Regions from separate parts of the Mus musculus genome. Here regions 2, 3, 4, 5, 6 and 7 are each linked to region 1. The links are chromatin loops, found by intact Hi-C in ENCODE. Cell type or tissue: heart. All regions are shown on one strand.

Region 1 (4,000 bases):
CTGGCTCTGGAGTTCACAGATTCCACACAGTCCTCTGGAGAGCTAACCTATTCAGTGACTTCTGTCAATTTTCAAAAATACAACGTGGGAAAGATGTTTTTTCCAGAAATACTTCAGAGATGAAAGTGCTTTCGGGTCTAATTGCTCATATTAGCAAGGGTTACTGGTGGACGCCTGAAGTGGGCAGATCGGTGAAGAGGTTTCTAGTTTCTCTTTCACCCCACCCAGACTCTTCTGCCCACTCATGGTGATTCCTCAATGCCCGTTTGCCTCTGTTGCTGACAGATGTGTTGATACCTCTTCTTCCTCCCCATCTCTGTCTCTCTTTCCCATCCATCATCAAAAATGAGAGGCCCCAGTTGGAAGCCTCTTCTTTTTTAACCTAAGCCCTACTGCTACCTTAGGTTCCTTAAATGTGTGAAGATGAAGATTCAAAACCTCAGGGGCTTCACTTCCTAACTAATTCCTCTCCAATAACTCCTATAACTATTTGACTCAGTCTTGATCCTGGCCATGTCCTTGTCCAAGCGAGCATCAGTCATATGGCCCCCTAACCATCACTTGTCATCTAGTCTTGGCTGGACCCCCTTCATTCTATGATGCTGTCTCTCTTCTCCTTTACATCTTCTTAGTTATCTTAAGTTGCTCATATTTCCTTGACCAACTACCCTTCTCTTTTCCATCTGGATTTTCCATTTCAATAAATAAAAACTATATATTATAATAAATGAGCTCCTAATATTTAATTTTTACTGGTTATTATCCCCTATCAATTATTCTGAGCCTTAAGTATTCAAGCCACCCATTTCTGGGCCTCCCTGCTACCAAATGTATGAATCTACCTAGGTCCTCACCCCACTTATTCCTGCTTTGTCACATTGAAGGCGACATCTGTCTTCCAACAAAGTTTGTTCCTTTCCCACTCCCCACCTCAGTGTTCTGATGACATCTCAATCACTTCAAGTCACCTCACATCTCATGTGCCCAAGATATAATGCATAACTGCCCCACCTGACCTTTTCTTCCATATTATTGCTCCAAGGGAACTGCTCAGCCAGTAACTGGTGGGGCTACTTTTGTTAAATCCTTTTTCCCTCGCACGCATTCTGTGTACTAACCTCCTTCATGCTCACCTCTTCCATCCTCCTCTTCTATTATCTGTTGCCATCTCTAGTCATCCCCATTACTCTAGTCTAATCTAGATGCCCTCTTTGATCTGATCTGATAAACTAGCTTCTGAATCAGCCAAGGACTCCTTCCACCAAACACGCAGAAGCTGTAGCCACACTAGGGTCCTTTAGTTCTCTCCTAACAGACAGTGTTTCCAACCTCCACACAGCCAACTCTGAAATAATCTTTCCCAAGCCTAGGATGCTCTTGGAAAAACTACTCACATGGTAGCCTTCCTTCTGCAATGCCCCTTTAGCACCGCCATGCACACCGTCTCCTGTAGGCCAGCGCCTTCACTATTTGCATATGGACATCAAGTACTCTTTTCTGACATTCTCTACTAGATTATAAACCATGAGGTTGAGATCTAAGACAATTTTCCAGTTTTGTTTTTGTTTTGTTCTATTCTCCTCAGAATCTTCTACAGTAAGACTTGGTAAGTATTTTTCCAATAAATGACTTCACAGCCCCTCCTAGAGGATGTTTAGAAGCACTGGAACCTCTCTGTAACATTCTGACCTCCCGAGGAAAAGGATTGGTGTCTCCTCCTTACCCGTGCCCTCAGCTGGTCAATGTTCCACAAGGCTCACTATATTTAATTTTGATCACCAGTCCTTAGAACCTCTTCTGGTTAGCCAGAGGGCTCCATCTAATTCTGGCATGAAACAGTCCGGTTTCTTTACAAATCCAGTACCACAAGAGAGCAATTTGGTCCTTATTGACCTCAGGCCAAGGGAGCTAGGGTCATCTTCAGGTGCTAAGAGACACAGGCTGCCTTAACAACAAAGGAAGACTGGATCAACAACCATCCAGAATTCATTCCCCCGGGGGGCACAGGTTGTCAAAAAACACATAAATATGTGCATTCGTGGATTAACTAGGGGAGGCCAACTCTGATGACTCAAAAGATGGAAACTGCAGGTTGACTAATCTGTTGACTCTGAAAGTCTTGGTCCTCAATCTACTTATGCCTTAGACTTGAACACTTGCCACAGACAACACTTAGTTTTTGTATTAGTGACACATTCTCCTTCAATGGGCCAGCCAGAAACCAAAACAATAGGGGAAAGGACAATCTTGCAAACGGCAGGAAGTCATTAGTAAATCCCAGCTCGGAAATTCTAGGTTCCTACTGGACTTTCTAGATAACCAGCCTTGAAGGACCAGGCTAAAGAAACTCCTTTTATTGCAATGCTTGACTTAAAACTACAGTCAAATCCATGGCAATTCAGATGTGGAGTCATGTGGAAGATGGTTTCATTTGGGACCCTGGAATTAGCAGGAGTAGACCTAGCCTGTTCTACTGAAGTTTGTTTTTTGTTTTGTTTTGTTTTTTGTTGGTTTTTCTTCTCATGTGGAAAACAGGAGTGAAACATCACTCCGTTCTCAGCATGGTGGTCAGAGGAAGTCATCCATGTGGAGCTCTCAGACAAAGACAGCTCTGAAATCACAAGGTCGCTCAGAATGTCACCTGCCCAGCGCAGCCAGCGCAGGCAGGCATCTCAGGGAAGGTCGGGCAGGATGCGCTAGCTCGCCCTGGGCGCGTGTGGCCGCGCGCAGCGAACAATGGGCGGGGAGCGGGGGTTGCGCCGCCGGCGCCCGCTTTCCGGACTCTTGGCCGCACACATCCCGCCTTTGTTTCCCCGCCGGGCCGCGCGTGTCGCCGACGCGCCATCCCACCAAGCGTTTCCGGCCGTCCGCGCCGCGCCCCAGGCCGTGAGGTCGCCTGGAGGAAGCGGCGGGCGGCGGGGCGGCAGTCCGGACCGAGGGAGAGCCACCGCCCGCTGTGCTCTGGGGAGGCCTGTGAGCAGCGATAAGGATGGGGAGCCATTGTCTGCAAGCGGCCCTGCGGGCGAGGACCGCAGGCATTACCGCCCACACTGATCGCCAACCTCCGCTTACCGGGGACTCCACCTAATCACTCCACCTGGCCCACACTGGACTAGTTCTGGTCACACCCAGCTGTCCATAACCAGATCACCGTACACACCTGACAACTGGGCTGGCCACCTCCACTCTGCCCACTCTTTCACTCTGTATTCAGCTTGACTTTGCCCACCTGGTCTGATTGCTCTCCAAAATCCAACCTATTTGAGTGCTAGAGGGGGAAAAAAAGCCATACATTTACTAGTACAGTCGCACCTCCTCCCCCTCTTTTCATCCCACCTACCTAATTACTTCTCATCTAGCCCCCTCCCCTATGATTTGTCATATGTTTATGGGAATGTGCTTGGGACTGCGTTTCTGTCTGTCAGTTGTCCTTCTGTGTGTCCGTGTGTTTGTGTTCAGTGGGTAGTCACAAATGCTGTTGTTCCTGGTTGCTATTGCAGCTTCATAGTAAGAAGATAGCTTTTCTTAGCACTCTTCCCTGTCTGGCTCTTAAAATATGTTGTCCTTGAGATATGTCCCCTGGACGTCCAACAGCTAGTAACTAGAGTAATTTGCCTAGGGGAAAAAATTCCTGGGACTCTTTTTGTCCAGGATGGACAACTTTCTAGTCTAGTGGAGCAAGGCTTCCTGTGGCCTCCTGGTTGAGCACTGGGTCATAAGCTAATAAAGCCTATAAATGCATTCATATGACTTCTGACTAATGAAATTCATTTAAAAAGTGAAAATTAGAAAATAAAATTAATGTCGACCCAAAAGTTGGTGTGTTCACTACCTATGCAAGGAAGTGAGCAAGTCATAAATTTATTATTTATAAGATACTTACAGGATTTCAAAAATAGAAATGCAACAAATATTTTATCCCCCTGTCTGTCTGTCTGTCTGTCTGTCTGTTTGTTTATGCATTATTTTGAGACAGGGTCTCTCTATGTAGCTCTAGCTG
Region 2 (4,000 bases), 390 kb before region 1:
ATTACTCTATGTTCTCCATGAGTGAATTTTTTACTGCCAGGCAAGCATGCCCTGAGATGCACTGTGGTGCAGAAGATGGGATGTGTGATCAAAACACTAAATGTTCCATACAGGATTAGACCACTGGACTCGTGGTTTTGAAAACCTGCAGATGGCCCAGCCTGTTACCTGATGCTTCAGAAGCCAGGAATGAACTTGCGTGACGACCCCAGCCCTGAGATGCTGGGCTATATATTTCCCCAGTGGAAAATAGTAAGTTGGAAAGGAGAACCACTTTGCTACATATGTGGTTTCTAAAGGATTTTGTCTTCTCTACTCTGTCTAGTAGGCTCACCAGCAATTGCAGCACAAACTGTCACCATACACAAGTTGCTAACTCTTGGGATGTGACTTCTTAGTCTTCCTTGCCTTTGGTGATTAGGAAAGTTGTTGAATCCCATGCTCTGACAATATTGGACCTGAAGCAGAAAGCTGGCATGGGCAGGGTAGGAAGAGTGTGGGGAGGAAGCTACTGCGTTCCAGTGCATCCCATTCATCTTGCTTAGTTATCACTCTTGGCTGTTTTGATTTCCTGCTTATTTAGCCATAGACTGAAGAAGGAAAGAAAAAGGAAAGAAAAAGTGAAAGCCATTCTGTTCTTTTTTTTTTTTTTTTTTTTTTGATCCCTTTACATTTGAGGAAAATACCCACAAGGATACAAACACCCTTTCTTCACAAGACACCCTTCTCAGTCATACTGTTCTTACTATGAATAAGAAAAGCTCATGCCAGGCCTTGACTCTGTGGTGCACAAAGCACTCATCTTACTACCAAGCATTTTAATTTTTCTTGAATTTTTCCCAAATTTTCTTATCAGCTCCTCAGATAACTTTTGGATAGTTCTCACCATTTTTTTAGGCCAGCTGTGCCTACCATTCCTTATTTTAATGACCACTCAGGTTTAGTGTTAAAGAAAGTTGGCTATAGGATAGGATATGTTCAGTTTAATTGTGCTTGGTTTGTTGGCTTGTACTCAAATGAGTAGTTTCAGAAACATCTACAACCCAACATTCGAAAGGTCAGTAACATTTCACATTTGGGTATACTAGAATATTTCCTTCCTTCCTTTCTTTCTCTCTTTCTTTTCTTTCTTTCTTTAACTAATTAAAAAATGTTTTTCCTTGCACTTTATTTTGATCATAATTATCCCCATAACTGCCCCCCAACCCCCTGTCGTCTCTTCATTTCCCTTTCTTCTTAGGAGGATAAAAGAAAAAAATTCAAGACTGCCACAGACTACCTATAAAGATTGATATGGAATGCTGAAACTCCTCTATTTCCTATTTGGGGTCATTCTCCCACCCCTAACCCCAACCCCCTAAAACGGGTTTTCTCTCTCTTCCTCTTAGTATTTGTCACAAGAGGAGAATGGGATTTCATGAGCCTTCCATTCAGCTTGCAACTTCCTCTAAGCAAAAGGACAATAAATAAACAAGAAGATAAGACAGTCTCTTTGCCTGCCCATCCCCTTCCTTGGAACTCTAGGACAACCAGATCTATGTTCTTAGAATATTTTCCTGAATTAGAATTTTCTCTAACTCAGTGAGTTTGAAGTCTGTGTAAAACAGATAGCAAACAAGAGGCCTGCTGACACATGTGGATGTCATATTTTTATACATATGTGTGTATAAAAATTTTTTGTATGTATGTGTGTACACATACAACAGTACAAAATACAATTTTTTTCCAGCACTTTTGGTAAGCCAATCTTGTTGGCTACACTGATGAAGGTTGCAGGTAATTCTGTCCACAGTTCTATGAAAGATAAATGACCTCCTTCCCAAGGACACTTGGCCAGGCCTGAGTTTGAGTGTGTATGTGTATCCCTGCACGTGTGCGTGTGTGTGACTGTTTTCTGAAGATCTGACAAGGCATCTCGATCATTTCCTGGTTTTGAGGCCGACCCTCGGCCGTGCACACAGCCCCCCTCTCTGAACTGTTATTATTCTGTCTTGAGGCCTTCTTTGGCCAGGATGTTGCTTCATTTCCACCTTTTGTCTCCGCCTGAATGTGAATGATGCTCTTTCAGCAATATCCAGCCGCTTAAACTCCCTGCTGTTGCCTTACATAAATATACAACACCCGTCTCGCCCTATAACTCACTTCAGGCCTGGAAAAATAGTGACTTCCTTTATTGGTCCGATTCTCTGGCAATTCCCAACAGCTGTATGTTCGCACCTCAGAGGATCCTTATCTTCAGCTTTCCATTTGTCTCAGCACTATTCCCGGGGATTGCCAATAAAAATGATTCCCATTTTTATAACCCCTGAGAACACAGGAGCCAGCTTTCCAGAGAAACCATGTCCTTCCACCATCCCCTGAATAAACAAACAAACCAAACCTCGGGACTACTTAAGAAAAAGGTGCATTTTGTCTTCAAGAGAGATGACCGAAGGAGCCCAGTGCACAGGGACTCAGTAAAACGTGGAGTGTGGTCCCTAAACACATTAATTACGGTCAAGAAAATCTGTGTTTATTTCCCTCCTCATGAGAATAAATTGGGAGCTACAGCATGTGATTGTTAAAATAACACATGTTTAGAGGTATATTCAGTATCCATCTATGTAGGAGGCGTACATCTCTACAGGATATTATATGTTATTCCCTATGCTTTATCAGTTCATTTAACCATTTTTCAGTGCATCTGAATTCAGGGTTATTTTAGAACACATTGTGGGCGGGTCGGTCTATTGACTTTGCTCTATGTCTGAGATATAGAAAAGAAAGGCATGCACTTTTGAAGCTGAAATCACTGTTCATTTTAAAGTAGTCTCATCAATGAAGGGTCTTTATCTAATTAGATCCGATAGGCCTGAGCTTGGGCTCTGCAAGGTTCTGATGTGGGATGTGGGGTAAGGGGCATCCTCATACAGCTGAGCCCCAGTCAGTCACATCTGCTAAACAGAGACCAAAACCCTCCCTCGCCCCTCCCTTATCTGTTAAAACTCAGAAAGTGAAACTTACTAAAAAGCGAAGGGCTCCAGTGTGCCTGAGAGATGGGAGTCACATATTTAGTTGTTGCTCCATCAGGATAAAGTTCTGATCCTGACAGACAAGTCTGAAAGAAGAATGTCCAGAAGGGAAAGGTAAATGTGTGAGATTTCCACTGTTACAAGAGTGTGCCCAAGAATGAAAGAGCAAGAATATTAACCACTCACATGCCAAACTGCATCCACCAAATTGCAGTCGCACCAGGGGGAAGGAGGGCCGTGGCAGGCACCAGTCAATGCGCCCCTCTGTTTCTGATCCTGCAGTTCTCTACAGCAGGAGGAAAGGGGCCTGGTGGCTACTGAACTTGTGAGCCAGCCGGCTTGCTTGGGAACTCACTTGCAATGGTTAGCATCTCTGTAAGTGTGGACGACTTAGTTTCCGGCTTCTCCTCTTCCTACCTGACTTCCACTCCAAAGCATGAATGATAATATTGAAATTGACTTCAGCTGTGCTCCACACATTAAGCCTGCCCCGAAAGACAGTTTCAAAACGAACAAAAAATCTTCCGCTTAGCATGGGTGCAAACATAAATATACAGACAGACTCTTCACTCTAGCTCTCTCTGTTTGGAACTGTGTAAGGAGGCTGACTTTTTATACCAGCTCTTCTCTAGTCTTTCAAATTGGACCCATAGCTCCAAAACTGTCCCTCTGAAGGAGAGGTGATGTCATTTTCCATACAACATCATTAATAGCAGTCTTGAGTATTGCGTTGTCATTACCTCAAGCAGCTGTGGAAAGAACTTAACATTTTCTCAGGGTCAAATGTTCCCTTCTCAGTGGGGAAATTTTTCTGCTCTAAATGAAATGTTACGAAATACATTTTTCCCCCAGCAAGCTTTGCACCACCGAGAGCTGTTTTATTTATCTGACTGTTGTGAGTGTTGTAAAACATGCTGTCTCACATGGTAACACAAGCTCTTTTTAAGAGTGTGCCCTGAGTATTTGCAATTGTTATCGGGCCCAGATGT
Region 3 (4,000 bases), 130 kb after region 1:
TGATTCTAGCTGTCAATCACTTGATGGGTCATGGTAGAGAAGTGTGCAGAGCAGAGATTCTTGTGAATGAATAGGGAAAGCTCTGAAGTCTGCTAGAAGCATGCCTCTTCTGAGGCAAGCTCAAGGGCTTTGCCTATTTTTATGAGGATGAAGAACTTGGTCTACTGATTTTTGTGACTCTCTCTCTCTTTCTCTCTCTCTCTCTCTCTCTCTCTCTCTCTCTCTCTCTGTGTGTGTGTGTGTGTGTGTGTGTGTGTGTGTGTGTGTGTGTGTCTTATACACACAGTCACACATTTGGTTTCTCTCCTTAACAATTTCTTAGGAAAGTAGTCATTAGTTACTGGTTTCAGAGGCTGGTGGTAAAGATTCCTATTTGGAGACAGATCACTCAGGAGCCCATATCTCACTATTGTTGGTCAAGGAGTCATGGATCTCTTAATGGTTATATTTAAGGAACCCCCAAGTACCACATGGTCTATTTGGATCTATAGAAGATGGCAGATGTGGAGCAAAACATAACCTCACTGCTCACACTCCCCAAAGACCTGCTTTTGAGCAAACCCCTCCTCTGGGTCCCCCCTACTATTCTCTACCTGGTTATCACTCACTTCTATCCTCAGATCTCAACCTCTGTAAACCTATGAAAACTGTCCGAGGTCTTCTAATGTTTGTCTGATTATATACCCACAGTTCCATGATTAGACTTTGTCCCATTTTGCAATTCAAAATTGTATATCCCAGATCTGAGTGATACATAAACAGGGATTAAATTTTATCATCTTAGAGTCAGTCCCTAAATCTTTGTCAAAGGGCTTGGAATCTAGTTGGCCTTAGTACTGCCTGGCTAAAGCCTTCTACAAACTCACACTGTAGGACATCCACATCAATCATTATCTATCAGCAATGAAAGACAGGGTGTGAGTGCCCTTGTTTCGGCATCCCACAAATGCTCCGTCAAGGCCCTTGTGTGCTCTGGCCAAGGTTCTCTATCTACAAACAGTGCCTCACCCTTTAGAAGCAAAACTTGCCTAAAACGTTGGCATGGGTTGAATTCTCCTTGAGGCCTTTGGAACAGTAGATACCGTGGCTACTGAAGGGTACTAAGTTCTTTGCTAAGTTCTGGAGAGGTGAGAGTTGAGCAAAGCAAGCTTTGCCTTACCCGAGGAAATGCTGCATGCACTGAGTACAGTAGGAGTTGGCAGAGAAGCACAGATGTGACATTCCAGTACAGGGAGAAAGGGCCAATGTGAAGTAGCCAATGGGTGAGTGGAAGAAAAGGCCACAGTGATACCTCTAAGCATCTATTATTCATCAGAAGAAAAAAAAAAAAACCACTCAGGAATAACAGCTTTAAATTACCTAGAACAAAACTGGCCTCAAGAACTTAGACTATTGGTTAGTGACCCTCTGCTTACAACTTTTCTCATCTCAACTTTCCAGGATAGGCTGTAGACTTGCGGAGTCTTGGATGCGTGGGGCTGTTGGAGGAAGCCTTGTTCTGGCACATAATACTTCTCCATTTCACTTGCTGTCTTCTATTTGCATTAGAGGAATGTCCAGCATTAGATTCAAATCTCCCGTTGGCTTAGAAGCTACCAGAAGCGAAAGACCACGCTCTTTGAAAGCACATGCTATGAACAGGGGACAGGATCTGCTCCTGCAGCCTGGCTGAATGGGCCCAGATCAGAGCTGAGTGCTCCCATCCTGCACAGCTGCTGTGTACTTGGAAACAAAGCTAGGTGGGTAGCTGACTTTAATGGTCTTTTCCGTTTCTCTCTAGACAAAGATTAAAGTTGATTAGAGGAGCATTCCAATCTTATTAAACACTGTGCGGCTCCCACCAGAAATTTCAGGAAATGAAGCGTTCACACAATACAAATTCTTTTGTGTTTCTTCTCTGGTGAAGGGGTGAGCGGGGGCCTTCAGAAAGGGGATGAGGCAGCTTTAATAACAAGAAGGGAGGGGCAAACTGAAAGGAAAAAGGAAGAAAGGTGCCTCAGTTGTCTCTGCAGCTGATCAACAAAGGAGCAGGCGTGAGCGGTAACCTCTTGGAGCCGCAGCCTGGAACATGACACATGTCAGCCCATGATAAATGGTGCAGAGCATGTGCAATTTCAAGCGCAATGCCCTTGAGATGCGCAGGACCCCGATCGCAAATGTTATTGTTAAATTAAACCTTAAAGGAAGGATTGAAAAGGGAAGGGATGGGTGTGCACGCACACACACACATACACAAGCACATGGAGGAAAGAGAAAAAATAAAGGACAAGATGAAAAAAATAAAACTTTAATTTTCAACTACTTAATATTAACACACACACACACACACACACACACACACACATATATATATATATATATATATATATATATATATATATATATATATATATATATAATGAACTCTTCCATAGGGAACTTACTTTTCTTTCTCCTATTTTCAGTATTGTACATTACTCCAATAAGAAGGGCTAACTATGCTTTCTGACTTATGACTTAATCTGGTTTCTCTCTCTCTCTCTCTCTCTCTCTCTCTCTCTCTCTTTCTCATCACTTTCCACTGTTTTAAGACTCCCTGTGTGTAGGTATATCCTGCCGTCTTGAGTGTGCATGTGTACAATGTATGTTTTGATCACTTCAAAGTAACTAATTTGTCTCTTTCTCTCTGTCTCTGTCTCTGTCTCCTGGTCTCTATCTCTCTCTTTTCCCCAAAGGAAAAACTGCCACCATCTAAACTAATTAGTTAGTTTAGGTAATTAGTTTAGAAGACGGTGGAGTGGTATGAAGAAAGAGAAGTGTAGGGATGCTGGATAGAAAGAACATGAGTGTGAAAAATGTCCAGGCCTAAATTGTCACTCATCAGTGAATGAATGACTGGAGAGGCTAGCAAGAGAAGGAGTTTAGAGGTCTGCCAAAATAAAGTAAAATCAGGTTAGCAAGTGTTAAACAGCTTTCAAGGAGAGCAATACACAAATGAACAATAATTCAGTGAACATCTTGTCACGTGAAGGTGTCTGCCAATCACAGGGCCTCAGGGATGTGCCTCAGGGATGGAGGTAGCATCAGGCATAGAAGCTAGAAGATCAGAGGGACTGGGTAGGGAAGAGAAGTGTGTTCTGGATGGAGTCCAAGCTCAGAGGTTTGTTTTCTTTTCTTCTCCCCACAACACATTTAGATGAGAAATGTTTAGTAGTGGAGTAGAAATCCCAGATCAGAAAGGAGAGGTCACCCAGCCATGGTTTTGTGCATTTTGGCCAGGGTTGCCTAACACTTATGAAGAACTAGATTTTTTTCTTTTTTTTTTTTTGAGAGGGAGGAGTCTTTTGAAAAAGTTCACCCAGGTTTCTTGTTGTTAAAGAAAATAAACATCAGACAAAACAGGACTTTATCAAAACTATAAATAATTCAATACAGATGGATTTAAAAGGCAAGCAGATTTTCAGAGTAGGGAACGCTGCAGGGTTTGGGTGGAAACAGGGAATACAAACACAAAAAAGGAATGAAATTATGAACTTGTTGAGAAAAATAAATAGACACAGAAAACTAATTGGAGAGAAAATAAAGAGGAAATTTTCAGAAAACACGGCAAGCTTCCCAGGTTCTGAGCAGAGACATGCTGCCTGCACTTGTTGACTGGAGGCAGCCCCCTCGAAGGGCTGTCACTGATGGTGGGCTGCAGAACAAAGAGAAGCAGGTCCCTTGCTTTGATTGTCAGTAGGAGTCAAGTCTTGGGTGGGTGGGGTCACTTCTGTCTCAGGTTCACATCAAAACTACAGAACGAAGTGGTACTGGTTCCTGGCCTAGAGTTTTTCAACCTGACGACATCATCATCGGTGCGATTAACCTTGATACAGCACCTCATCTAAACATCAAACCAATCCACTCTGCACCCAGCACCACCTCATTTAACAATACCAGACCCTGCGTTCAGACTTCTTTATTTTCCCTGAACTCCAGAACAGGAAACCCCAGAGGCCAAAGGAAACTGAACCATCAATAC
Region 4 (4,000 bases), 100 kb before region 1:
AGCATTTCTTTGCACTGTTGGCTGCCATCCCATCCTTACCCTCCTCTTTGCAAATGATCACATGCCCAATTTCAGGAATCCAGGGAAAAAAGACGTCATGTTCAAAGGTGCCTCCATTTATGCCTGATATTTTGAGAGGACTCACCTCATACCATTCAGGACCCATGTTTGAAAGTCTAAAGAGTAACACTGCCTTATTAGAATCAGGCAGTGTAAAGCCTTTCCTCTCTGAAAGATTGGAGTGCCATGTGATGTGCCTAAGTCACCAATAGGATGCAAGAAAAGAAGCTGGTCAGGGTTATCAAATAGCCCCCAGAAGGTAATTTGAGCCTCTTGGTGATCAATCTGTTTTCTTGTTGCTTTGCCAGGGGATGGTTTGTAAGTCTCCAAAAGTATTGGAAAAAGTCAGAAAAAGCTCAAACCTCCCTCTCCAGGCTTTGACCAGCCTCTACTAATTTTGTTACTTTGTGGCTCTGGCCCTGGCTTATGTGCACCTGTGTGGGGTTCATCACTTTGGGTGGAACAAGTGAAGTTGGGAAAATGTAGCAAGTTGCACAGAGATGGGGAAGTCTCCGAAGAATGGACTGTAGAACTCCCAGAGAGAGATCATAAAATAAAATCAAAAATAAAATCCTTCTGCTTTACTCTCTCCGTTCTGACTGGAATGAGCAGCAGGAGACAAAACAGAGCAGGATCCACTGTGCTTGTCAGGACTTAGTGCCAACTGGAATGAAAGGAACTCAGATATGCTGCAATTTGCAGTGCCACCCACATCAGTAGCATGGCCCCATCTTGAGTCTTACCTGACATCGATTGCTGTTATCACATTCAAATTAGCTATTATGCTCTATACATATTTTTACTTTCTTGTTCAAGGCTTAACACCATGATGACAGAGAATTTCATAAGCAAATGGAGATATATTATTTATGTTTGCAGGGGCGTCATTGCAGTGGAAGTGCTTCAGGGATGCTGTGTACTCAGAAACCCTTCTGGGGGAAACCTAAACAGATTGACTGTAGCCAATCCACTGAATCTACAGCTTCAGCATTTTACCTGGTGATCCATTTTAATATCCAGAAGCCAATAGTTACGCAGGCAAACACTATGGAAACTCCTCTATAAGAAGCTTCAATTGCTGGCACAGGGAGGGCTTGGATGTAACTCAATTGGGAGAGTGCTTATTGGTTATTGCTTGAAGGTTTGACTTTACACCTTGTCCTACATCAATCAGGTATGGTGATAGGCATCCACCCACAATCCCAGAACATGAGCTGTAGAGACAAGAGGGCGAGGAGTTCTTGGTCATTCTAGGCTAACTTTTGAGTTTGAGGACAGCCTGGGATACGTAAGACTCTGTTTCTAGAAAAGAAAGAAAGAAAGAAAAAACCCAATTATATCATTAGGTCAAATTATATATGGAGGAAATAACAACTTGCAAATCTCAGATATAACACTACACATTGATTTGGCAGTGAGATGCCAGAATTTGCAATTTGGACAGCCAATAACACCCAATTAAAACCAATAACAGGCATCAGCAACTTTCATCTGCATGGTGATTAAGAAGCTGTGTATACTGCCAGCACTCGCTTCCTTTACTGCAAAATGGCAGCAGTGATTAATTACCAAAAGTGATGTCAACTCTAGGTATATTGGTGGGATGAGTTCTACATCTTGAAAATAGTGGCCATAAATTCACAGGTCATTTCCAAATAATGAAGTGGATTTCTGGCTCTCTTGGCTATCTACCCCTACCATCTGCATAGCCACAGCCAAGTGCTGGAAATGCTGGCCTCTTAATTTGTTATTTCCCACCATGCTACAAAGGTTGCTGTCAATTTTGGGAATTAATTAAAAACAGAAGAATGCTTGCAAGCTCTGGCAGAACAAAAGAAAGCCAACCATGGTTTTCCTTATGAAGGTAAGACAGATAAGCATGGGAAGAATGTGGGGAGACGCGGGTCAGCATTAGTTTGCAAGGATGTTGAACAGTGTCATGCAGTGTAAAGTGAAAGGTATGAGCGCATGTAAAACTTGCAGACCCAGAAATCTCTGGTCTAGATGAGGAGGACACTCTTTAATTACGCCTGGCTTCTTATGCTTTGGAATGGAGCCTAATTTTTCCTTACTTATTTATTTATTTTCTAAGTCACCCAAAAGGCTCTGTCACCAGAGTCACAGTCTTCAGGAAACAGCACTAATACTCCTCTTCCTGATGGCATGACAGCTAGCCTTGAGCTTCTGCTGAGACTTGTCGGGGACTTCCAGAGGAGTGGCTTGGAAAAGGTCCATATCTCTATCATTCCTGCTGACTCAGGCTTTGGGCAAATGCCAAAAAGCATGGAGGCCACACACATTCCCAAAGGGCTTGTCTGAGGACAAAGAAGCTGACACCAAGGTTCACAACAAGGAACTGAACGGCAGTCCTTCCTCCTAACACAGCACCTAAATGAAACTAATTTCTACTGGGGACCAATTCCTAAGAATATCTGGAATCACTCAAAACTACACACACACATTGTTCCTATTCTTCATCAGAGAACTTGGAAGCCCTGCACCTTGATAGCAAATCTTTCCACTAGGATTATGCCAACTTCAACTCTAATTTCGTCAGTAAACAAGTTTGTCTGTCCTGGGAAAATTCCATTAATCATTCATGTTCTGAGAAGAATGATACACAAAGGAGCCATCAGCATGAGGCAGCCACTTTCCATTTGTTTCATAATTAAGAACTCCAGGCCATCAAATGATGCCGAGATGCAAATTCGTTCCCCAGGTTGGAGCTACTGGAACAAGCTGGGAAGGATTTGGTTGCACTTAAGCTCCCAATGTCAATGAGCTGATGAATCTCTCTCATTCTTGGTAGATGAACAGCAATCATATTGCTTTAGGCTGGAATGATACCCTTCGAGTAAGCTGAATGCTTCCTCCAAGACAATGCCAATTCTGTAGTGCTTTTGAGTTTTAAAATTGTTCTGAATATATATATATATATTGGTGATCCAAATACATTGAGGTACTTTTCTTTTAAATAAAACTGATGTTCTTTTTTAAAACTTGATCTCTTGGAGCCTGGGCTAGCTCCAGACTTCCTGAGTAATGGAGGGTGCCCTTGAACTCTTAATTCCACCGCTCTATCTTCCTAGTGCTAAAATAACAGATGTGTAGTAATTCAGATGGTTTTGTGGGGCTAGGGATGACATTTCAGCAAGAAGGGCTACCTTCTTGCTGGACAAGCACTCTATCAATGCAGCCACAACCCTGGTCCCTGACACAAATTTTATATCATACAATTGCTATGAATGCTATGAATCGTATTTCACTAGGTGCCTATCAATGACACAGAAAATTTCAGTAATGAGAATTCTATGCAAAGACTTTTATATATATGTGTGTGTACACACACACACACACACACACACACACACACACACACATATATGAGCTATACGTTGTGTGGATAGATTGAAATTCTAAAGGGTAATTTGATACTTACAACTTACTAGATTTCAGCAACAGAATCAAGATAGGCTGTGAAAATAACCTTCTGATCAACCAGAGATAGCCACTAGTTCCCTCCTGGATTCCTGTTCCATTGTAAAAGTTTAAAAATAAGGTTGTACATAAAATATCTAAAAACGTTCACATAGCCTGGGTCTGGCATGTGTTTCCTCTTGTATCTTTCTAGCCTCAGAATGTCCAAATGGAGTGACATTGTTTTACAAGAAGCCACCAGAAGAGAAAGCAACCAGGAACAACTCACACATCTCCAGTACACAAGGATCGTACCTAGCGAGCCTTTCTGACCCCACTCTGAGCTTGTTGCTCTTGATTGCAAAGGTTCTTACTTAGCTGAGCAAAGACCCATGGTAGCAGAATCTGGAGAATTTTTGCAAGTGCTTGCCAACTTCGCCCTCTGTAGAATTGATTTCAAGTAGGCCTTTGGGCCACTCAGTAAGGAAAACGCCCACCCTAAATTACAAGTTTTGGTGGAGAT
Region 5 (4,000 bases), 120 kb before region 1:
TGCCTATGACTCTATTAAAACCTGGAAGGTGATGTGCCAATGATCTTTAGAGCTTGATATAGGTTGACATATTAGGTCACTTATGGAAGATTTCTGTCATTCCACACGCTACAAAACTTCCTTGAACAGCCGGTGAACAGTAAGATGAAGAAACAATAAAAGATGATGTCTTCCTTGCACAGTGTACTGAATGGATTAGAGATAGTGAATATGCCGTGCCCCGATGTTTCCCAGTGTGCACGCTCAACATGCAGGGTCATTCAGCATTATTCATAGTTCCAATCATGGTAGAACAGCCATGGAGCAGCAGCAACTACTTACCTTTCTCAACATGAGCTATATCCAACTCTTTATATCATGGGCTTATTGCTTAAGATAAACAATTCAACTCTCCTATGAAGTATTGGTGTAAAGAGGGCCACTCACTACCCAGAGCAGTGTAGGGGACACATTAGGACAGCTTATATACTTGGGAGAACTGTTGGAGTATGGGATAAAAAAAAAAATGAGTGACCAATTCCACCGGGCTTGCCTTAGTCATTTGAACAGCTCTTTTAGACTCAGAGAAAACCACCTGCAGCTGGGCTCTCATGCTGACTGTAGGGTCATGTGACTCTGGCACATAACTTTTCCTGAGCTCCCTATATCTCACTTCCTGTAAGTGCCTGTCCCTCATGCTTACTTTCAAGGACTTGGCCAATCTCCTTTTGTAAATAGAACAATGCTTTATATTTCGCTATTACTCTGGAGCGACTATATCAATAATGCAGGAAACGCATCTGTCCAGCACAATGAGATTATTTTTCTGATTTTGTTTGACAGTTATGGTAATAGTTTGGCAAACAATCTACTCCACCATCAATGGCCGCAGATTACAGCTGTTTTTTAAAAATCCCAGTGGCTCCTGGAAACTTGCAAGATTGATTGCACACAGAAGGAGGGATAGAAAGACATGCCATGTACCTTTAGGAAAGAAAGATTCTTAACTCTTTCTGTACAGAAAAGCCCCAGGGAATATTAGAGAAAGGACACTGGGTGATCTGTGGGACCATTTTAATAGGACAAAGTGAGAAACAGCAACACAGAGGTACCATTAGGGTAGTCATTGCCAGGTGTGGCAGAGGGCAGAGGAGCCTGAAATATTTAAGAGACACCTGAGGAGTTGTTGTATTTGCTTACAGGGGAGAAAACGGAAAGATATATTATTCTCTGTTGCATTTCAGGGCTGTTGTGTGGCAGCACTGGCTGGTCAGAGTAACACTGAACCAAACTGGAGACTTTCAGAACTTGCTGTATTAAACGAGCAGATGCGTGATGCACGCCATGTTTGTTTTTCAGAGATGGCAAAGAGGAGTTCATTTATGTTTTTCTTTTTTACACCAGAACTTCTGAAGTCTTAGCAAAGAGCACTTCTACTGAAATCTGCACCAGTTCTGAAATGGGCTTGATTTCAGCACACGTTTTTAGCCCTTGGGATTTCTTCTTTCCTTCTGTTTCCTATGAAGCAGAATGCTGACCTTCCTACCGTTCTGTGACCCTGGCCTTTGGCCAGCCATTGTTTTTCAGGAAACAGGAGACAGAATGGTGGCTGTTCAAGTCTCCCAAGGTGCAAGATTTCCTCCCCTCTAAGTTGCAAGGTGAAGCCACTTGGAAGAGCAGTTGTAGTGGGTGGGGGCAACCCGACTGCACGGGCGCCTCATGTTCAGGTGAGTTCATTTTTCTTGTGAACTCTTCACCTAGGCCCCAATTAGTATCCTATTAACCTCCTTAAATATGGAATTGCTAAGATCTTTGAATACTCCAAAATGGACTATTAGCCAGCCCATTTCCTGGCTCTGTCAGATGAAAATGCCAAAGTAGGTCATACAACAGAATTACCGTGATTAATTTCAGCTCTCTTACATGGGCCATGATGTCATTCAAGTTAACCGGGGGGATTCATACTCAATGCATCGTTTGAATGACTGATGGAATGTGAGTTTTCTAAAACGCCTTTCCAACTCTTAAGTTCCTGAAGATTTTCCTTTTTTAACATCACAAACATTTCAAACATGCTAAATTGATCAATTAGACAAATGGTGACTTACCTCCACTATAATTTGTAATGTGTGTGTTCTCTAAGGTCTAATGTGCGTGAAAGAGGTTTATTTTCCAAGTAACTACGATGGTAGATCAGGAGTTGTCAGCCTTATGAGCCATTCTTACTGGTAGTTGTGAGCTGGCTTTTAAATATGCCATGAAGACGCCACTTCTCCAGAGCCTACTCAGCATGGCATTGGCAATTATAAATGGCTTTGCTGAGGCTAAAATGCCCCAGCAAACGTCCCATTCTTTATCATATATTCCTTAAGGACCACCTTTAAAGAGTACTTAAGAGAAGCATTCTGTGTTTTCCCATCTCATATATCGAGGCAATCTCTTTACAATAGGCAGACTTAATTTGTTTTCCTGTGTGCAGCAGCTTTAGAGACTTATTAGCCATTTCAAATATTACACCACAATATGTCAAACAAATCTAAATTGTATCATCACACGTAAACCTATTTAGGTGCGTTCATTTTTTTTTTCTTCTTAAAATGAATCCTACAGCTAGTGTTAAAGACCATTTGTCTCCTATTATCTGCTCTTATATAGAAACTGTGAGCTCTCTGGATGCTGCAGTGATAGTACACAGTCAGGGTTGTGTCATCCTAACATTTGCAAAGAGCTGGTCATGCTCTGTTCTTGTATGATATGAACTGCCTCAATGAGTATTTGCTGTACCTAAAGTGAAGTAACACTTGGTGTAGAGGGTGGAGAAAATGGCTCCACAGAGAGGATGCATACATGCAAGATAAGGATGTAATTCAGACCCCTACTACCCAAATAAAATGCTAGTTGTAACTCCAGCACTCTGAGATAGAGATCAGATCCTCAGAGAAAGTTGGCTATCTAGACTTCCCTATATCACTGAGCTCCTGGCTCAAATGAGAGACCCTGCAAGAATGAATAAGGTAGAGGAAAAAACAAAAAAAACAAGGAAGGCCCAAGGAGTCAACCTTACCTGCACACACACACCTGCAAGCAGGATGTGTATGTACAATCACACCACACACAAAAAGAAAAGACGCTCTTGATTTTCTTACTTTCATTGTTTTGACTATGAAGCTGTTAAGTCATATCAGGTATTGATTGGGTATATATCTCAGTGGGAAGGCACTTATTTAGCATCTCCAAACTGGAGTTTGCTGCCTAGCACCACCCACACATAGAAACACACCCATACACAAACTTGAGTGCACATGCATGTGCGCACATGCAGGCACAGCTTGAGCCATATTATATTTTTATAATCAGAGTATCTTGCTGTAGTAACTGACCCTGTACATTGATTTTTTGGCAGTCTTACAGAGAAATATTTGAAAGCTTATCAAAAATCTCTTAAGTTCCAAAACTTTCATTTGTGGCATCAAGATTTCTTGAATATCTACTTAATTTAGCATAGGTAGTCAGCATGGTTAAGCTAAAGGACAATTGTAGAGACCCAAGCTATCTTCCTTTCTTCCCTTTGGATAAGTCCACTGTTCTCAAAAAAAAAAAAAAAAATACAAAATCCAATGGTGGCTTGTGACCTTTTGAAGCTATATCAATAAATAACAAGCTTACCACGCCAAAGGCTGAACACTACACACAAACTCTTATACCAATGAACCAGATATCCTGTCCATAAAGACAAGGCAGCGTCAGGGCCATACTCCCTGACTTCAATTTCTCTCTGTAACCCAAAAGCTTTTCAGGATCTGAATGTCCAGGTCACTGGAGAAAATATCTTCTAACATTGGAATATCCCACCAAGGTTCCAGGCATTGTTTGCCTTGATTAGCAAATTAGGCTAAAATCTAAGAGAACATTTCACATCAGGAAATCAATATGAGTCAAGGACGACGATTAGGAAAATACCATATTCCTAGTCGGCATTGACACTTTACACCACAGAAGAGTTTCCATAGGCTCCCTTGAC
Region 6 (4,000 bases), 260 kb after region 1:
TCTGTTTAGATTTGGGACTAAACAAACATTAATAGCTGTGAAATGAATCTTGTTTTCTAAACTTCACTGGGACCTCAAAGATCAACACTTAGAATATCACTGGATTTGAACTGGAGTCTTAGTAAAGAAAGTCAAGTTCAGATATAGCTGCAGGGTGGACTAAAATCCAGTACGACTGGTGTTGCTGTATAGACCGGCAGTAGACACTAACAGAGAGGTGAAGACCTTGAGGACATTACAAGGCTATATGAGAAGATACCACACTCATCCAGAGATGGAAATTGGAATGATACTAAACCCACTGGGGAGACATCGAAAAGATGATGACACACAGTCCTCATGATGAAGAAGAAACACTTGGATCGTATCTTGGAATGAGAAGATGACCTATTTGCAGTAAGTCCCCTGGTCAGTGGGATTTTGTTACCGAAGTCCTAGAAAACTGACGCAGGGTCACATCATTTTAATCAAATTGTCCCAGTGCCAGCCAAAACTGTAGGGGAATTTCAGGAGGAAGTTCCAAAGAAGTTTCTGGATATTATTGAGTCACCATTGACATGGGAAAAGGGTCTCTGGTTGATTTGCTGTCCTATTACAATACCCATACCTGAAGCATGAGGGGTGCATAAGAAATATTTACCAAAAGAAAATGAACAAAATTTCCTCTCCATTTAATTTTTAATCTGTTTATTTTAAAGCAATCCTTCTGTATTTCCTTCTAAAAAATTCTACTGAGAGAATACAGACAAAAGGATTCCTTTGTGATTAGTGACACGGGTTTCTTTTTTGCTTTCTAACTCTCAAGATTATGAAGAAATAACTGGCTGGCTGACCCCTGAAGACTCACCCACTGTTTCATGGAAGGAAACTGAGTTTGAGTGCAACTCTGGGGATTGAGAAATGATCAAAGAATCAACCACTAGTGTGCATCTGGCTCCTCTTCTTGATAATGTAGGAGGAGCTTTGACACATTAGTTTCAACTCTGTGCTGAATCCCATTGGGCTGGGACTTCTTCATGGTAAGGCTCAGAAGCAGACTTATTCTCCATAGTTTCTAGACTTATTTGAGTTCAAGGAAGATTAAGGAGGAAAGGAGAAAGATGGAAGAGAATCAGAGATATAGCTGATATTGATAAAGCTCCTAAAATACTATGTACTGGGTATTCTACATGTGGTGTGTGTGTGTGTGTGTGTGTGTGTGTGTGTGTGTGTGTGTGTGTGTGTGTTGCATTTGTGTATGTGCAGGTTTGTGGGTATGAGGTCGCATGCATGCCTAATAGAGGATGTGAAGGTTAGAGAGCAATAACCAAAGTTGGCCCTTGCCTCTCTACCTGCTTTGAGAGAGGGTCTCTTTATTTCCAATGTGAGTGACAGGTATTCTACCTACATTACCTTTTTTAAATCAGCACAAAATTATTGTTATTATCCCCCTCTTTTCTGCCAGAAGAAAATGAGTCCTATATGCAACACTACTAGAGAATGTTGAGATTACAATTTATGTTCAAGTTCATAGAATGGCAAAGTCCATTTTATTTGGGACTCCACTGAGCTGCCCAATCAAACCAGAACCTCTGGGTGACATCAAATAGTGCTGTGTTCATGTGTGATGTCCTGGTAGTGCAGCAGACAGGATGGCAAGCCTGTCACTCTTAAATTTTCATCTCTATTCGGGAACAGTCTGGCTGGCTGCCTCATTCTTCTAATTCAAAGGATAAATTTCTCCCAAAGTGCACAAAACCCCACAGCACAGTTTCACCAACACACACACACACACACACACACACACACACACACACACACACACACACTTCCCCACTCTATGCTAGTCCAGTTAAATATACTATTGGCACTTTCTTAATAACTGTGGTCTCCAGAGAAAACCATGTGAAATGTATCAGTTTCTATCTACAACTGACAAAGGCAGGAGGAAAAAAGCCGTGGGAGGCTGTTATCCCAGCGGCCTGCCACCCGCCCTTTCCTGGCCAGCGTTCCTTTCCTGGATAGTTCCGGCTTAAGAAATGTTATTCACTCTGCTCCTCCCTCTCCCCCACCACCACGCCCCCATCTCAGCTTGATACTTGAAGCCTCAAAGTCTAGAGGAAGAAGGAAGAGAAGAGGGAGGGATAGGGGATAGGAGGGCATCACTGATAAGAACAAAGACCCGTTGAACTCCGGAAGCTTGTGGAGCATGCTGGCCAGAGGCACAGGCTTCCAGCAACATGAAAAGATGAGTTAGGAGGAGGAGGATTCCGGGAACTTCCTCTCCTTGTGGCGTGGCCAGGTCATAATGGTGCTGTGATTACACTGCCAAGGCTCATTAAAACAATAAACAAACCACAAAGGCAGTTACTAAGAGCCCTCCTCTCCTACTTACTTGCTGAAAGGGAAGAGGAGTGGAGCCCTGTTTGCTGCCATTTACCAGACCAGCTCCTGTAATCTGGTAATACTGAGAATGATTTAAAAATTAAAAAAAAGGGGGGGGGGAGCAGAAAGCCCGTACATTCTGCTGTATTTTGCAGGATGATTGGGAAGGAAGGAGGGAAGGCAGCTAAGTATTCAAGGAAAAGTATTGTAGGTGGATCTTTCTGGATAATGAGAAGATCTTGAGTTGAACATAAAGTCTACACTCAGAGTACAATTTTCTTTGGGCTCTATAAAAAAGCCCTAAGGTATGCTACCATGAATGAATGACTGGCAACAGTTTCCAAATGTGTTCCTGGGTGGTACATGCATCTGAATTAGTGAAGGAGGGGAGATGGAGAGCTGAAGACAACCAATTGGCATGTCAACATTTCCCATTTCTCTGGCACCTTTCTTCATCATCTCAAATCTCAAACAGCTTTGTTTTAAGACAGAACCAAATAACTCTATAATTTCAACAATGAAACCTAGGGGGATTTGAACCTAAACAGTCTATTTCTCAAATATAGTCTGACTAAGCTATAGGTCAGTCCACCTTCCTTTTCAAGTATCATGTAAATATATCACAAAAACAAGAACAAACAACAAGACCTTCAAACTGGAAATCCCCAGTTGTTCCTAATTCAGAATCAGCCCACATCCAAAGGTTCGAACTTGTGCTTAATGACACACCCGCCATGAAGTTCTGGCCCCCTCATCTTTCTGGTCTTTGCCCTACCTGTCTCAAACGTTAACCATCATGTACCCAGTGGTCTTCTCATTATGCTCTGAACAAGAGTGTGGAGAGGAACAAAAGGGCACCTTCACCTCAAGCCCTCTTGTAAGTGATGTTTCAGTTCAAGACTTATGAAAGCATATTTGAGGATAAGAGGCTTTGTTCGAGAATGATCCCTGTTTTAACACTTATTAGCAAGAAAATATCAACGAATATAAATATCGAAGGAAGAAAGAATGAAAGAAAGAGAGGAAGGAAGGAAGGAAGGAGGAAGGAAGGGAGGAAGGAAAGAAAGAAGGAAGGAAAGAAGGAAGGAAGGAAGGAAAGGAAGGAAGGAAGGAAGGAAGGAAGGAAGGAAGGAAGGAAGGAAGGAAGGAAGGAAGGATCTTAGGCAGAAAGAAAGCTGGATGAAGTAAAACTGGTAAGAAAACTGTCATTAACTTCTTGCAAGAGTTAAGGAAGATGAAATCTAAAGGAGTCAGCAGACCAGGTAATGTAAAATGAAAGTAAAAAATGTGGCCATCGAAATTATGACCTCTAGTTGTCAAAATCTTTTAGTCCCACAAAGGCCTGGGTCACTTGAGTTGACAGCAATCTTCTTCTGTCTGGACTCTTTCCTATCCTATACCTGTACCCGTGGAAGAGATTTCTCACATACAGCTTTTCTGTGTGATGGCTTTAGTACAGGAATAGAAATTTCTGATGCCAACCTATGTGCGGCTGAAGAGGACTCCACGCACTCCGTAGATGCTGCTTCCTACAATATCTCTGTAAATTGTTTGTTGGCTGTTGTTGTCTTCACGTCACAGACTGAGACACTGAGATACAAATAGACAAAGGAAGTGTTGAATGGTCAGACAACTA
Region 7 (4,000 bases), 160 kb after region 1:
ACATTGGGGTTGAGTGGACTGGAGCCCAGGTCCGACCATTCCTTCTTGCTCAGACCAAGGCTCTTGCTGCAGAGTTGAATCTGACATTTGCAGCACATTCATAGTTTTGATTTTCTAATTTAGTCCTTGAATGGAATTGAAAATAATATCCTGGGATTTTTTTTTCCAGAGTGATTTCCATGAGTTATTATGGAGGAAGCCTGGCCTCTCTTTGTGCTAGACTTTTACCTGTTCTCACAATAAATAGAGCCCCCTCTTCATCACCATTCCATCTCTGAAAGCTAGTGGGGAAAGCCTGGGATGGGAGAGAAAGTTTGGCCCCGTTGGGTCCTGGATGAGCCAACAGGTAGAACTTAAGGTCCCGTGGTCACAGATAAAGGCTGGGGTACTCTCATGCACAAATCAGCAGACAACACCACAGGACAAAACTCAGGTTCAGACAAATTAACAGCCATCTAGTATAAACCTCGATTTTCTCAAATAATCCACTTCTTTTCCCATACTCAGGCACAAACCGGGAGAAAATGCTATAGAAACGGGGATCATCTCTGTTGTTGTCACCCCCTTCATCTGCTCCAGAACCAAACCATGTGGGGTTGCCATGGTGATACAGAGTTGACCTCTCACTTTTTACTCTTTTTTTGGGAGGGGGGAGGGGCTTGTGGTCAAACTGAAGCCTACTAGATATTTATTTGCAGACCCATGGATTAGTGGGTTTATTATTATTATTAGGTTTTTTATTTCATTTACATTTCCAATGCTACCCCAAAAATCCCCCACACCCTCCCCCACCCACCCACTCCCACCTCTTGGCCCTGGCGTTCCCCTGTACTGAGGCAGATAAGGTCTGCACGAGGTAAAAAAGGAGCCATTTGGTCTCAAATGAAAGTCAATCTCAGTCAGTTAAAGAATGCTAAGTCTCTCTTTCTTTGAACCTGATGTTGCAGAGCCAAACTGAAAAGGGATGTGGGGAGGAAAGGAGGAGGAGGAGGAGCAAGAAGAGGGGGGCAGAGAGCATAAAAGGAAGAAGGCAAGTAAGAAATCTCAGAAGCAATCTGAGAGGCTGCGCTGTGGTGGAGCTGCTATGGCTGACCACCGAAACAAGCAAGAGGGCCTCGACAGGCCAGACTGTCCTGGAAACCCTCTACAAGGTCACGGCGGCCATTTGGTCTCTTCTTCTGACTATTTAGTGTCAGGCTCTTACTCTTCCTTGTTGACTGGTTTTTACTAGCTATGCTGTGGTCTTTAGTGTGGATGGATTGTTGCCTTTTTTATGTGCAGGGAAGTTGGGTCAGAAAATCAAAATGCTGACTGGACTTAAGTTCAACCACATGAATCCATCATGAGCTATGTTCCCCATGCAAGAATGATCAGGCCACTCCCATGATTCACATGCCAAAATGGTTTTCTTCAGTAAAGCAAGCAGCTTGGGTAGGCCTTCAGAAACTTGACCATTCACAGCCCAACGTGCAAGACCTCCCGAGAAGAGGAGCTACTGTATGATGAAGAGCCCAGGTTGGGCAGGGAACATGGAGCGCAGTAATTGTGCTTGGGAAGTAGAAACAGCTCACTGTCTGCTTTTGGCTTTCTGATGTGCGGCAGGGCAGCTGGAGACTTGCCCTTTCTCCCTAACCCTGTTCTTTCTCTGGGTCCTCAGAGGAACAGTATACAGTGCATCTGCTATCTATCCCGTGCCCAGACAGCTGAAGTTGTACCTTACTTCCCAATGACATTAGTTTCATTCAGATGTGGTTTTATAAGTATGCAGACTGGACAAAACCCCTCTACATGTGAATTACTCTCAATTATAAACCAGGTGAAATTGGTGAATTGTCTCAGGCTGGCTGTTTTTTAATCTCTCAATTTCTTGAGAAAGGTTATATTCAAGTAAATAGAAAAAAAAAATAGATGAAACTTGGGAAGCAGTTTTAGGGACTACAGATAATTCTTATTAGATCAAAACCCTGGGATTTTTTGGTTGTCATTGCTGTTGCTTTGTTTTCTTCTTAGAGCTTTACAGAGACCATGTGGCCAGGTGAGGACGCAGACACAGAAGAGGCTCATCCGTGACAATGTTCAGTGAATTCAGAGCAAACAAACACAGGTTGTTAAGTGGTCCCTGGAATAAACAAAAGGGTATGCAATTTTCTTCCTTGAGAAGATATATATCTATTAGTGATCTTTCTCCAAACACTCAACACATTTGCCAGAGATCTGCTAGTGTACTAAGCCAATGTCTTATTCACATTATCAGTTTCTGGGAACAACGAACCCTTGCACACCAAGACTCTCTCCATCATATCCATGACATCTGTTGGATCCAACCTGAAATAGGCTGTCTCTGAAATACACAGCAAAAGCCTCTTTTATTTTTCTTCACTTCTCAGCAGCATGGTTCCCTGCACACACACACACACACACACACACACACACACACACACACACACACACACACACACAGAGTCCATATGCTCTAGGGAGGTCACAGTGGTCACCTCCAAGGACCGGTTCCCAAGGCTGTTCTCTGAAAACAGGATAAACTTGTGAACTCTTTAACTGACTGGAACGTTCATTAAAGTTTCCAGGGTTAAAGCCTGTAAAAGAAGAAGACACTGCACCACGCATGCAGTTTGATCAGAATTCCAAAATCTACATGCAGATGGAAATGGTCAGTGAGATCCACACTCGGTCCCTTTCTCTGCCCTCTGCACCCTCTCCTTCCCTCTGTACAATCTTACAGATCTTTGAGTGATTAGAGGCGCCCAGAAGAGAATGGCCAATGGTACTCTGTGGTTTCAATGTAGTCTGAAGATTAAACCCCTATGAAAATGATGTCTCTTCTCCACTCGCCTGCCCCCTCCCCTCTAGAAGCAGCTGCTTTTCACATTTAAATGTAGCAGGGGTAACAAGAGCCTCTTTTATCAGCTAGACCTATTCATAAGGCATTAAAATACATGCAGTTTCTTAATCCCTGGTGCAGCTCTAAGGGGCCTCAGCTTTGTGCTGAAATAGCACGTATCTTTTAAAAGTAACCGATGGAAATCATCTTCCCCACCAAACCAGTCTGTTAAAAGCAGCTCTCCCCAAGGTCTCCGCAGAGCACAAATGGAGTCCAGTCTTAGTGTGTGTCCAGCTTTCTTCTCCCCTGTAAAAGCGCTCCAGAAACAATGCCCAAGTTTGTTTATAAGCAGCCGCAGCCACTCAGCAAGATGTATCTTTCTTCTTTTATCCCACCCCCTGCCCCCAACATCCAGATCTCATACCCATCTTCAAGGCAGCGCAACTTGGCAATGTGCAGTGCCCCTTCTGGGAACAGCACTGCTACAGGAGCCAATCTGAACTTGCTGAGCAAGGTCACTTTCAGAGGCAGATCTTTCTGACCGCTCAGTCTTCAGGCACGGTGGGCACGGGTAAAAAAACAGGGTCAGGTAGAAAATCACTCGGATTCCTCCTTAATCCACGGGCCTCCGGAGCAGCTTAGGGAGGGACAGCAATGCCTTAGCCACCAAGAAAGCTGTCTTTTAGGCAGGTAGAAATCCACAGAACCTTGTGATATGTACATACACATAAATGTACATGTGATATATTCTACATGTATGGACATTTTTGTTTGCAACAGATAGCTCTGTTTCCTTAAATAAGCTTCTAAAAATAGCATAAGGCACAGTGTTAATACAAAGAACATATTTAAAATACATACATGCATACGCAAAACTGGTCTGAATTATACTTAATTCTTGTGGTTGTTTTTAACTCCCTAAATGTGCATCTTTCCCACATATTTAAATTAAGGCTGATTTTAAACCTCATTGTAACTCTCCCCCCAACACATATATATACACACATGTGTGTGAGAGTAATATATATATATATATATATATATATATATATGAATATTCTTAAATATTCCAACTTCCATCTAAACACATCTGGCTTTTTGGCTTTCTATTTTTCTATGTGGAGTCGGGCTTTCTAATCCTTGGCTTTATTGCTAATGAAA

What was found. A loop is a pair of places that touch in the nucleus more often than their neighbours do. Peaks named below come from ENCODE experiments on the same cell type or tissue, not always from the same donor. Only the 100,000 strongest peaks of a DNase experiment are listed, where the experiment ranks them.
Region 2: it touches region 1 in a loop (11-fold over the local background); 4 of 42 quality-filtered maps call a loop at or near these places.
Region 3: a loop joins it to region 1, with 6 times the contacts of the local background. A loop is called at or near these places in 2 of 42 quality-filtered maps.
Region 4: it touches region 1 in a loop (7-fold over the local background); 2 of 42 quality-filtered maps call a loop at or near these places.
Region 5: it touches region 1 in a loop (10-fold over the local background); 6 of 42 quality-filtered maps call a loop at or near these places.
Region 6: it touches region 1 in a loop (23-fold over the local background); 5 of 42 quality-filtered maps call a loop at or near these places.
Region 7: a loop joins it to region 1, with 5 times the contacts of the local background. A loop is called at or near these places in 5 of 42 quality-filtered maps.

The regions. Positions count from the first base shown.
Region 1 is chr7:71,702,810-71,706,809 of GRCm38, forward strand. Gm44689 (a long non-coding RNA gene) reads right to left here and starts at 3,268. Exons shown (of 4, transcript XR_003946799.1): 1 at 3,161-3,268. In heart, a CTCF peak has its summit at 1,667; DNase peaks (open chromatin) are centred at 2,052 and 2,892; H3K4me3 peaks cover 991 bases; H3K27ac peaks cover 1,593 bases.
Region 2 is chr7:71,309,625-71,313,624 of GRCm38, forward strand. No RefSeq gene overlaps it. Among named protein-coding and RNA genes, the nearest start is that of Gm39034, 24 kb to the left of the region's middle. In heart, no CTCF peak of the experiment used is centred here; a DNase peak (open chromatin) is centred at 1,997; H3K27ac peaks cover 1,054 bases.
Region 3 is chr7:71,836,353-71,840,352 of GRCm38, forward strand. No RefSeq gene overlaps it. Among named protein-coding and RNA genes, the nearest start is that of 4930441H08Rik, 71 kb to the right of the region's middle. In heart, no CTCF peak of the experiment used is centred here; a DNase peak (open chromatin) is centred at 1,689.
Region 4 is chr7:71,601,050-71,605,049 of GRCm38, forward strand. No RefSeq gene overlaps it. Among named protein-coding and RNA genes, the nearest start is that of Gm44689, 100 kb to the right of the region's middle. In heart, no CTCF peak of the experiment used is centred here; a DNase peak (open chromatin) is centred at 2,312.
Region 5 is chr7:71,586,282-71,590,281 of GRCm38, forward strand. No RefSeq gene overlaps it. Among named protein-coding and RNA genes, the nearest start is that of Gm44689, 120 kb to the right of the region's middle. In heart, no CTCF peak of the experiment used is centred here; a DNase peak (open chromatin) is centred at 1,560.
Region 6 is chr7:71,958,817-71,962,816 of GRCm38, forward strand. Gm36633 (predicted gene, 36633) reads right to left here and starts at 3,202. Exons shown (of 5, transcript NR_126483.1): 1 at 3,140-3,202. 1700011C11Rik (RIKEN cDNA 1700011C11 gene) reads left to right here and starts at 2,359. Exons shown (of 3, transcript NR_126462.1): 1 at 2,359-2,440. In heart, no CTCF peak of the experiment used is centred here; a DNase peak (open chromatin) is centred at 2,025; H3K4me3 peaks cover 694 bases; H3K27ac peaks cover 1,319 bases.
Region 7 is chr7:71,862,688-71,866,687 of GRCm38, forward strand. No RefSeq gene overlaps it. Among named protein-coding and RNA genes, the nearest start is that of 4930441H08Rik, 45 kb to the right of the region's middle. In heart, no CTCF peak of the experiment used is centred here; no DNase peak of the experiment used is centred here.